Linked DNA regions of Homo sapiens: region 1 is linked to region 2. The links are chromatin loops, found by intact Hi-C in ENCODE. Cell type or tissue: PC-9. All regions are shown on one strand. Each heading gives the region's core, and the rest is flanking DNA. Links, peaks and the distances in the headings are about the cores only. Region 1 overlaps STAG3L5P-PVRIG2P-PILRB (STAG3L5P-PVRIG2P-PILRB readthrough). Region 2 has its middle 28 kb from the start of PVRIG.

What was found. Peaks named below come from ENCODE experiments on the same cell type or tissue, not always from the same donor. Only the 100,000 strongest peaks of a DNase experiment are listed, where the experiment ranks them.
Region 1: a loop joins it to region 2, with 8 times the contacts of the local background. A loop is called at or near these places in 5 of 110 quality-filtered maps.

The regions. Positions count from the first base shown.
Region 1 is chr7:100,338,825-100,344,194 of GRCh38, reverse strand. It overlaps STAG3L5P-PVRIG2P-PILRB (STAG3L5P-PVRIG2P-PILRB readthrough), which reads right to left. Exons shown (of 17, transcript NR_036570.1): 3 at 5,306-5,370. It also overlaps the pseudogene STAG3L5P. Among named protein-coding and RNA genes, the nearest start is that of STAG3L5P-PVRIG2P-PILRB, 5.4 kb to the right of the region's middle. In PC-9, for the core only: a CTCF peak has its summit at 2,513; a DNase peak (open chromatin) is centred at 2,774; H3K4me3 peaks cover 28 bases; H3K27ac peaks cover 3,321 bases.
Region 2 is chr7:100,245,545-100,250,914 of GRCh38, reverse strand. It overlaps the pseudogene CASTOR3P. Among named protein-coding and RNA genes, the nearest start is that of PVRIG, 28 kb to the right of the region's middle. RefSeq lists enhancers at 1,757-2,553, 3,352-4,149. In PC-9, for the core only: no CTCF peak of the experiment used is centred there; DNase peaks (open chromatin) are centred at 3,344 and 4,454; H3K27ac peaks cover 2,750 bases.

The DNA.
Region 1 (5,370 bases), core at 271-5,270, 93 kb before region 2:
GGTAACTGCAAAGAGGCACCTAATCCACTTGGATTTGCCTGTTTTTGAGAGGTACTCCTGGCAGTTATGAAGGTCATTAAAATTAAGTATCAGAATAAATTGAACTTTTTTTTTTTTTTTTTGAAACAGAGTCTCGTCCAGTTGCCAGGCTGGAGTGCAGTGGTGCAATCTCGGTTCACTGCAACCTCCGTCTCCCGGGTTCAAGCGATTCTCCTGTCTGAGCCTCCTGAGTAGCTGGGACTACAGGCGCATGCCACCAATTTTGTTGTATTTTTAGTAGAGACAGGGTTTCACCATGTTGGCCAGGATGGTCTCAATCTCTTGACCTCCTGATCTGCCCACCCTGGCCTCCCAAAGTGCTGGGATTACAGGCCTGAGCCACCGCACCCAGCACTAAACTGAACTTTCAACTGAACTTCAGAAAATGTTGAACCATGATTTAAAAAAATGTTTCTCACTTTGTTCTCACTAAACCCTTTTTTGAAAGTAAAGGGTGGCCGGGCGCGGTGGCTCACGCCTATAATCTCAGCACTTTGGGAGGCCGAGGCGGGCGGATCATGAGGTCAGGAAATCGAGACCATCCTGACTAACACAGTGAAACCTCGTCTCTACTAAAAATACAAAAGGTAGCTGGGCATGGTGGCGGGCGCCCGTAGTCCCAGCTACTCGGGAGGCTAAGGCAGGAGAATGGCGTGAACCCAGGAGGTGGAGCTTGCAGTGAGCTGAGATCGTGCCACTGCAATTCCAGCCTGGGTGACAGACCGAGACTCCGTCTCAAAAAAAAAAAAAAAAAAAAAAAAAAAAAAGAGCAAAAAGGTATTTTGCAGTGCTAACCAATGAAATATTTTAAAACACTTATTTCAACTCATGTGTTACATTTTTAATGTGTATAATATAGAAGAATTAGTATATGTTTATATAACTTACAATTTTTAAAAAAACCTTGATATAAATGTCCTAACATTGGGAGTCTTATGACTCTAAGGCCCAGTTCCAGTTGCTTTGGCTACGTAACAAACCCCTCCAGACTGAGTGCTGTCAACCACCATCTTATTATGCTCATGGACTCCACAGTCAGGAATTTGCAAAGTGCACAGAAAAGATGGGCTGTCTCTGCTCCCTGATGTCTGGACCTCAGCTGGGAAAACTGAAAAACAGGGGAGGTTGGAATCATCTGACTCCCGTCTTGACTGAGTCTGGCAGCCAACATGGATGTTGGCTGGGACCTCGGTGAGGACTGCTGGCAAGAACACCTACACACGGCCTTTTCCTTTGACTGCTGGCCTTGCTCACAGAATGGTGACCGGGTTCCCAGTGTGAACCCAGGTACAGGAAGAGACAGGAAACGGAAACTGCCAGTTTCCTTAAAATCTGGGCCCACTAACTAGCATGGCATCATTTCCACCATCTTCTATTAGTCAAGCATCACGAAGCCCATATTCAAGAGGAGACAACCTAGACCCAGCCTCTCAATAAACAGTGTCAAAGGCTTTAGAGAGCATGGTGTCAAGCTCCCAGATTCTAAGGCTGTGACTCAACCCAGTGCACTGGGCTGCCTGGCTGTACACAGGTGTCCATATTGATGCAAAGCCCCCAAGCTGCTCTTATCCTCTTGTGAAGCACCCTTAGCTTGGTTGGTATTTAAATAACTCAGGAATCGTTCCCCTCCTGGATTCTTAAAGACCTCCGCATCTTCTCCTCAGTTCTCCCACTCTGTTCCCTCATCCCACAAAACAGGCTCCTTTCCCCAGAACTATTCTACCTGAATACAGGCTAAAGATCGCCGAATGAGTTAGCCTTCCCCCACACCCCAGCTCGGACTCCCCCAGGGCTACCTTTCCAAAAGGAGACTCACAACTCAATTTCTTCTAGCTTTCATCTGGGAGGGGCAGGTGGGGGAGGGGAGGGAGAATGGAAGGGGCGAGGCGGTCTTGGCTGAGTGACCTGATCGCAGGAAGTCACGGCTCCTTCTGCACAGATCACTAGCTGGATGGCTGTGTCTGGCCTAGGAGACCACAGTGAGAACCTGTCACTAAAGCAGGTGCCCATGATGGGAAGAACTAGAAATTATATCTAAAGAGAAAGGCTGAAGCATTCCTTAAACCACAAAAGAAAACAGTGAAAGTACAAAATGACAACATCTGTCTTCAAATACTGCTTGTCAGAGGGACAAGAGAGAAGAGAGGTGCTGTGCTGCTCCACAAGGCAAAACAAGAGCAAACAAGTCTGTCTGAGTTTCAAGAGGCTGGCCCTGAGGCTGCACTGTGGCAGTCTAGGTGAGAGACGATGGTGACAATGTGTGGAGGACATAGGCCAGAGAATTTTCTTCACCAAGTCTTGACAGAATTTGGTGAAGAACTAGCTGGAGAAGGCAAGAGTGAAGGTGACATTGTCACTTGGATTTTAGGGTTGGACATTTAGAGTAACTCCTTAGTTTCCTTTTAACTCTCAGATACTGTGATTTGATCAAATTCCAAATTATGACAGGTATCTTTCGGATGAGAGGATAAAATTTCCTTTGGAAAGAACCCATGGATGAAGGCTGCCAGGACACAGGGTCTGGCCTGGCTCACGTGGGTGAGACAGGTAGTTTCACAAGGTCCTGCTCCACTCTGCCACCTGTCAGCACAACTTTTACTACTGCAGAGGCTGAGGCCACTAGATAAACTACTCACAGGCAGTCAAACTCTCCCCATCTCTACTGCCTCACCCCGCCTCTCAGTTACTAAGCAATACTTCCTGGAGAGCCTGTAGACAAAGCACCTGCGGGGTGTGGGGACACCTATACACTGGGCCATGGGACAAGGCGGACCAAGAACCTGACCTCCATCAGTTTAACGATCTCAAGCCACACCTTGGGAACGTGTGGATTCAAACATGTTTATTGAGTGAATCATTAGGACACAAAATAGGCTGAAAAAGATGTTCCAAAAATCCAGGAGACTATGGGCTACTTCCATTAAACACAGAGGTGCTGCCCTTCTCCACTCCAAACAGAACAGGAAAAAGGCAAGGGGACTGGGCCACAGTGCATTAGGGAGGACAGGGTCTCTCGGCTTCTCTACCCCAACATCACCAGAGGGAAAGGTTAGGTTAGAAAAACAATGCCCCACTCTTTCCCCTCAGAGCCCAGGGCTGAAGCCTGGGGGAATGCTTCATTTTGCTCCTTTTCTCTTTGCCTTTTCCAAATGGTCACATTCTTGAGGTAGGGAGTGGAGCTGGGGAGGGGCCCAGAGTCCTGTCAGAAATCCTATAATGAGAAAGATGAAAGGAATACACAGGTGCACCACCACGCCCAGCTACCTTTTCGTATTTTTAGTAGAGATGGGGTTTCGCCATGTTGGCCAGGCTGGTCTCGAACTCCTGACCTCAAGTGATCTGCCCGTCTTGGCCTCCCAAAGTGCTGGAGTTACAGGTGTGAGCCACTGCACCCGGCCTCCATACCTCTTTTAAAAACCAATTTTGAAAGTTCATTCAGGCTGGGCATGGTGGCCAAAAATTAGCCAAGCATGGTGGCGGGTGCCTGTAGTCCCAGCTACTTGGCAGGCTGAGGCAGGAGAATCGCCTGAACCCGGGAGGCGGAGGTGCAGTGAGCCAAGATCGCGTCACTGCACTCCAGCCTGGTGACAGAGCAAGACTCCGTTTCAAATAAAAAACTAACACACTGTACAACTGCATGTAAGGTGGAAAAGACAACTGGAATTAAAATGTGCTCAGGTCCTTGTAGAAGATAAGAAATCCAGAGGAAAGTAAGCAAAGGGGGAAAAAGAAACAGAAAAGATAAAACGAATGTACCAACTCAATACTAGGCCATAAGGCTAAGTCTCCATAAATGTCTTTTTTTTTTTTTTTTTTTGAGACAGAGTATCACTCTGTTACCCAGGCTGGAGTGCCATGGCACAATCTCAGCTCACTGCAACCTCCACCTCCTGGGTTCAAGCAATTCTCATGCCTCAGCCTCCCAAGTGGCTGGGATTACAGACAAATGCCACCACATGCAGCTAATTTTTGTATTTTTAGTAGAGATGGGGTTTCGCCATGTTGGCCAGGCTGGTCTCGAACTCCTGGCCTCAAGTGATCTGCCTGCCTCAGCCTCCCCAAGTGCTGGGATCACAGCTGTGAGCCACTGCGCCCAGCCCCTACATAAATTTCAAACACCACATTCCCTGACTACAACACAATAAAGTTAGAAATCAAATAACGAAAATATAACTAGCAAAATTCTGTATGTTTGAAAATTTTAAATATTTTCCCAGAAACTATAAAATTACACATTAATGTGGATAAATCTCAAACAATGTTAACTGAAATAATTAAATCACAGAAGCCTGAATAATGGATTCATTTACATAATTAAAGAACACATTCATAGTGGTAACACTATAATGAAATGACAAAGATTAACACAAAATTCACCCTAGTGTTTACCTATGGGTAATAAGGGGACTGTGAGGTAGGGTAGAAAGAAGGTACACAAAGGATCTCTACAGCACTATTAATGTTTCATTTCTTGAGCTGGGGCTAGAGATCTGGGTGATATCTCATTTTTATTTTTTAAACTACATATACGCTTTGTACACTTTCAGATATTAGAACTTCAATAAAATTATAAAAAAAGAAACAGAGAGAGGGAAAAATAATTAAGTATAATTGTCAAGATGGAGCTAAAAAATAACATGGGTGAACAAGGTGCCACCCACATCTAAGCTTCCTTCCCATGTCATGCAATGCCTCTCCCCATCTGCTCCATCAATCAACAAAGGCATAATCACTCCTGTGATACCTTTAAGAAAAGAACACGCTTTAAGAAAAGAAACGCTCTCTCGAAGCCGGGTGCGGTGGCTCACACCTGTAATCCCAGCACTTTGGGAGGCCGAGGCAGGCGGATCACCTGAGGTCAGGAGTTGGAGACCAGCCTGGCCGACATGGCGAAACCCCATCTCTACTAAAAATACAGAAATTAGCTAGGCATGGTGGCACATGCCTGTAAGCCCAGCTACTTGGGAGGCTGAGGCATAAGAATCGCTTGAACCCAGGAGGCAGAGGCTGCAGTGAGCTGAGACTGTGCCACTGCACTCCAGCCTGGGCAACAGAAAGAGACTCTGTCTCAAAAAAAAAAAAAAAAGAACATGCTCTCTTATTCAAGGTTACCCTTCTATCACTCCAAGGATTCACCCCATAATCTTATCTTTCTTGATATGTTACACTCACTAAAATGTTCACATCAAATCAAGTTTGTAGACACTTGTCCTTACCACCTTACAAAAAGTGAGATGGTATCAACAGAGGTAAGACACTGCTTTACCTGCATGTCACTTTTGGCAGCTTTCGCAGCATTGAAAAGATCATTGGCTGGTGGCTCTGACTGTT
Region 2 (5,370 bases), core at 259-5,258:
ATTTTTTTTTTCTGTAGAGATGGGATCTCACTATGTTGCCCAGGCTGGTCTTGAACTCCTGGCTTCAAGCAATCCTCCCGCCCCAGCCTCCCAAAATGTTGGGTATGGGCATGAACCACTGCACCCAGCCTGGATTAATCTCAAAAATAATATATTGAGCAAAATAAACCAGGCAGAAAATAGGACACAATGTGTGTGTTTCCATGGATTTGAAGCGCAAAACAGACACAGTGAATCCACGGCACTAGAGACTAGAGCAGTGGCTGCCTCCAGTTGTTGGGAAAGGAGCACGGAACACTTTCTGCAATGATGGGAATGTCCAATATACTTATCGGGGTGCTGGTTAAATGGGGGATATACACTTGCCAAAAGTCATCTAATTGCCCACCTGAAAATCTGTACATTTTGTTATAGTAAGTTATGCCGCAATTGTAAAAACCGAGTTTGGGGTTAAAAAAAAATACATATCTATAAGAAACCATGACCCGAGCTCAGATTTTATCTTATTAAAAACATGTTTTGGTGCCAGGCGCGGTGGCTCACGCCTGTAATCCCAGCATTTTGGGAGGCCGAGGCGGGCAGATCACAAGGTCAGGAGATGGAGACCATCCTGGCTAACACAGTGAAACCCCTTCTCTATGGTGGCGGGCGCCTGTAGTCCCAGCTACTCGGGAGGCTGAGGCAGGAGAATGGAGTGAACCCGGGAGGTGGAGCTTGCAGTGAGCCAAGATGGCGCCACTGCACTCCAGCCTGGGCGACAGAGCGAGACTCCATCTTAAAAAAAATTAAATAAATAAATAAATAAATAAACATGTTTTGACTAGGTGCAGTGGCTTATACCTGCAATCCCAGCAATTTGGAAGTCCGAGGCAGGAAGATCTCTTGAGCCAGGAGTTCAAGACCAGCTTGTGCAACATAGTGAGACCCTGTCTCTACAAAAAATAAAAAATTAGGCTGGGTGCGGTGGCTCACACCCATAATCCTAGCACTTTGGGAGGCCAAGGCGGGTGGATTGCTTGAGGTCAGGAGTTTGAGACCAGCCTGGCCAACGTGGTGAAATCCCGTCTCTACTAAAAGTACAAAAATTAGCCAGGCATGGTGGTGAGTGCTTGTAATCCCAGCTACTCGGGAGGCTGAGGCAGGAGAATCACTTGAATGCGGGAGGCAGAGGTTGTGGGGAGCTGAGATCGTGCCACCGTACTCCAGCCTGGGTGACAGAGTGAGACCCAGTCTCAGAAATAAATAATAAAATAAGAAATTAGTTGAGTGTGGTGTCACGCACCTATAGTCCCAGCTACTCGGGCAGGAGGATCACGTAAGCCCAGGAGTTAGAGGCTGCAGTGAACTGTGATTGGTGCCGTTGCATTCCAGCCTGGGTGACAGAGCACGAACCTGTCTGGGAAAAAAAAAAAAAAAGGAAAAGAAAATCCCCATGCACCTAACCACCAGCCACACTATAGTTGGGTGAGCTGGAAGGTGTGAGCATCTGTAGGTCCTCAGCCCATGAAGATGCCCTGCCTGCCTGGTGGTGGGAGACACAGTGGCCTTTATCACATTCTCCATAATTGGATATGAGGGAAGCATGGGACCGTGACCCCTGGAGGGACTGCAGGGATTGCCCACGCCAGTCATCTCACTGTACAGCTGGAGAAACTGAAGCCAGGACAAGGAGTGGGCCAAGGTTCCATAGTGAGCAGGGGATGCTCTGTCTGCCTGGTGCACAACCCTCCTGTCCAGCTCCCAGTGCCCCCACCCACCCCACCCCAGGCCAGGAGCGGCCTCTGGCACCCAAGACAGGTGCAGAGTCAATCAGCAAATACTACAAGCCTCGCCCAGAACTGGGAGCTGGGGTAGCAGTGACAAAGCCTCCTTGGTCTCTGCCCACTCAGCAGCCCAGGCCAGGGTGGAGTTGGTAAACTTCAGCAGTGATCTAATGGCCAGACACCTCCCTAAGTAGGCACTGACGGTTGGAGGGGAGGTGTGGGTAGTGTTGAGGAGGGGACGTAGTGGAGCATGGTTCGTGAAGGTGTCCACCCTGAGACCTGAAGGCTGGGGAGTGGAATGAGGGTCCCGGGGGAGGATACGGCACACTAACGAACGAGGAGGCGCCCAGCAGTGGCCCCATGGGGGCTGGACAGAAACAGCCCAAGTCACGGAGCTGGAAGCCATCCTGGGGCCCTTGGTGTTATCATGGAGACAGTGGGAGCCACGGGAGGTGCTTGACCCAAGGAGCGAGGTCATCACATTTGTGCTTTGAGAAGTGCCTTTGCCTGTACTGTACAGCGTGGATGGACAGGGTCTCAGGAGACCCAGGAAGAGGCTTGTGAGATGACAGCAGGGATGAAAAAGGCTGGATTTGAGGTCCCCAAGGGGTCAGTCAAAGAGGGCTTGGTGAATCGAGTGGCACACAGCAGGTGGACACCAGGAAGAGTCTGGGTGGGGGTCAGGGGGATGGGTCACTGCTGGAGGTGAAAGGTCTTCCCAGTTCTGGTCCTGGCTCGTGCAAGGTGTGACCTCTGGCAGATCCCGTCCCTTCTCTGATCCTGGGTTTTTGTTTAAAGATGATCTATTCCATGCTAAAATTCTTTCCCCTTAAGATGCTAATCAAGGGACTATAGGTCCCTGTATGGTGGCTCAATCCTGTAATCCTAACCCTTCGGGAGGCAAAGGTGGGAGGATGGCTTGAGGCCAGGAATTCAAGACCAGCCTCAGCAACATAGTTAGACCCTGTCTCTACACGAAAAGATTTTTTTTTAAGACAGAGTCTCGCTGTGTCACCCAGGCTGGAGTGCAGTGGCATGATCTCAGCTCACTGCAACCTCTGCCTCCTGGGGTCAAGCGATTCTCCTGCTTCAGTCTCCGGAGTAGCTGAGATTACAGGCACCTGCCACCACGCCCAGCTAATTTTGGTATTTTTAGTAGAGACAGGGTTTCACCATGTTGCCCAGGCTGGTCTCGAACTCCTGGTCTCAAGTGATCCACCCGCCTCTGCCTCCCAAAGTGCTGGGATTGCAGGTGTGAGCCACCATGCCTGGCACCCCCCTTTCTTATTTGCTGGTGAACTGGTGGTAAACTGTGCCACAGATTTAAAAAAAAAAAAAACACTTGTAATTCTCTTTTCTCTGCTACTTTAGCTGGTTCATAAATCAGACATCTCAGAAAAGGTTTTGCCAGGCAAGTTTACCTGGAAGTGTCTCTCCCCTGCTGCACCCTCCTTCCCCCTCTGCCTTGGGGTTTCAGGTCTGTTGCTGGAACAGGGCTCTGGCTGGGCCAGGGCTCCTCGCCCAGGATGCCCAGGGAGAGGCCCCGTGTGAGGGCCTGACTCTGCGGGCTTAGGAATCCCAGAGTAAACAGATCAAGTTACCTGTGTCAGCCGGGCCATCCACAACAGGCAGCAGCAGCAATTGAAGATGGGAGTGTTCTTCTCAGAGATGACTCAGCTACTCAGCTTCTCGGCCCAGATCGGGGACCACCCTGGGCCTCAGCTCTGCCCTGGTGCTTGGCTCCAGGCCAAGGCCGGGGTTGGGTGGTGGGGGGAACAATGGATTTTGAGAGTCAGTGGCTGGTGTGCAATTCTCTTTCACCCCACCAGGCTGAGGGCACATGTCAACAACTCTGGCAGCGTGAGGGGACCAGCTGCGACCTGGGTCATCTGTAAGGTGGTGGCTCAGCCTCTCTAAGCCTCAGTTGCCTCATCTGTCAAATGGGCAGCAACAGCTATGTCAGAGAGTTGATGGGACAAATGAATCAACCGCCCGGGTGTGGTGGTTCATGCCTGTAATCCCAGCATTTTGGGGGGCTGAGGCGGTTGGATCACTTGAGATCAGGAGTTCGAGACCAGCCTGGTTAACATAGTGAAACCCCATCTCTACTAAAAAATACAAAAATTAGCTGGGCATGGTGGCAGGCGCCTGTAATCCCAGCTACTTGGGAGGCGGAGGCAGGAGAATTGCTTGAACCCGGTAGGCAGAGGTTGCGGTGAGCCGAGATTGCGTCACTGCACTCCAGCCTAGGCAACAAAGCAAGACTCCGTCTCCAAGAAAAAAAAAAAAAAGAATCAACCAAGGTGGTTGAAGCCAGGGTGCAGGGAGAGAAGTGCAAGTCTGCAGGGAGAGCCTGGACCATGGTGGTTGGAAGCCCAGGAGTGAGCATCTGGGGAGAGGGTGTAATAGGAGATGAGAGACGACCCCTTGAGAGCTGCCTACGCTGGGGAGGAGAAGAGCAGCCACCACAGGAAGCAGAGGACTGTCAGTGTCCAAGACGTCAGAGGAGACCGTGCGGGAGATTGCAGATTCCAGGGAGGCCTTGGCCAGCCATGTGGGTCCAGGCAACAGGTCATGGGCAGGGAGGCACAAGGGAAGACGTCATCGGGCTGGGCTCAGGGAGGTCACTGATGAACGGAGCGGGATGCCCTGGAGGGCTTGAGGACGTGGCCCAATGGCAGGTGGTCGGGGTAAGGAGGTGGCCTCAGGAGGAGATGGGGATGAAGGAAGACTTTTTTTTTAGGACAGAAGAAACTTGATCCTATTTATTGCTAAGACTAAGAAGCCAAGTATGAAACCGACAGCTCAGGGAGGTGCTTGGGAGAGTCATGAAAGGAGGAAGGAGTTTGCCAGAGTGCTGTTTTCCTGAGGCCAGAGAGAAGGGATCAGATGGGTGGACAGGCCAGACACAGTGGCTGACACAGTGGCTCACATGTAACCCCAGCACTTTGGGAGGCTGAGGCGGGAGGATCACTCGAGGCCAGGAGTTCGAGACCAGTTTGAGCAATATAGTGAGACCCTGTCTTTACAAAAAAATGAAAAAAAAAAAAGGCCGGGCACGGTGGCTCACGCTTGTAATCCCAGCACTTTGGGAGACCGAGGCGGGCGGATCATGAGGTCAGGAGATTGAGACCATCCTGGCTAACACGGTGAAACCCTGTCTCTACTAAAAATACAAAAAAATTAGCCAGGCATGGTGGCAGGCACCTGTAGTCACAGCTACTTGGGAGGCTGAGGCAGGAGAATGGCGTGAACCTGGGAGGCAGAGCTTGCAGTGAGCCGAGATCATGCCACTGCGCTCCAGCCTGGGCAACAGAGCAAGACTGCGTCTCAAAAAAAAAAAAAAATTAGCCAGGCATGGTGGTGTGTACCTGTAGTTGCAGCAACTTGGGAGGCTGAGTTGGGAGGATCACTTGAGCCCAGGAGTCTGAGGCTGCTGCAGTGAGCTATGACTGCATCACTGCACTCCAGCCTGGGCAACAGAGCAAGACTTTATCTCAAAAAAAAAAAAAAGATGGGCGAATGATCAGAGACTTTCTGAGAGGGTGCCCTTCCCAGTTGGTCTGTGTCTTAGGAAATCTGGGGTGTGTGTTGGGGTGCTGAGCAA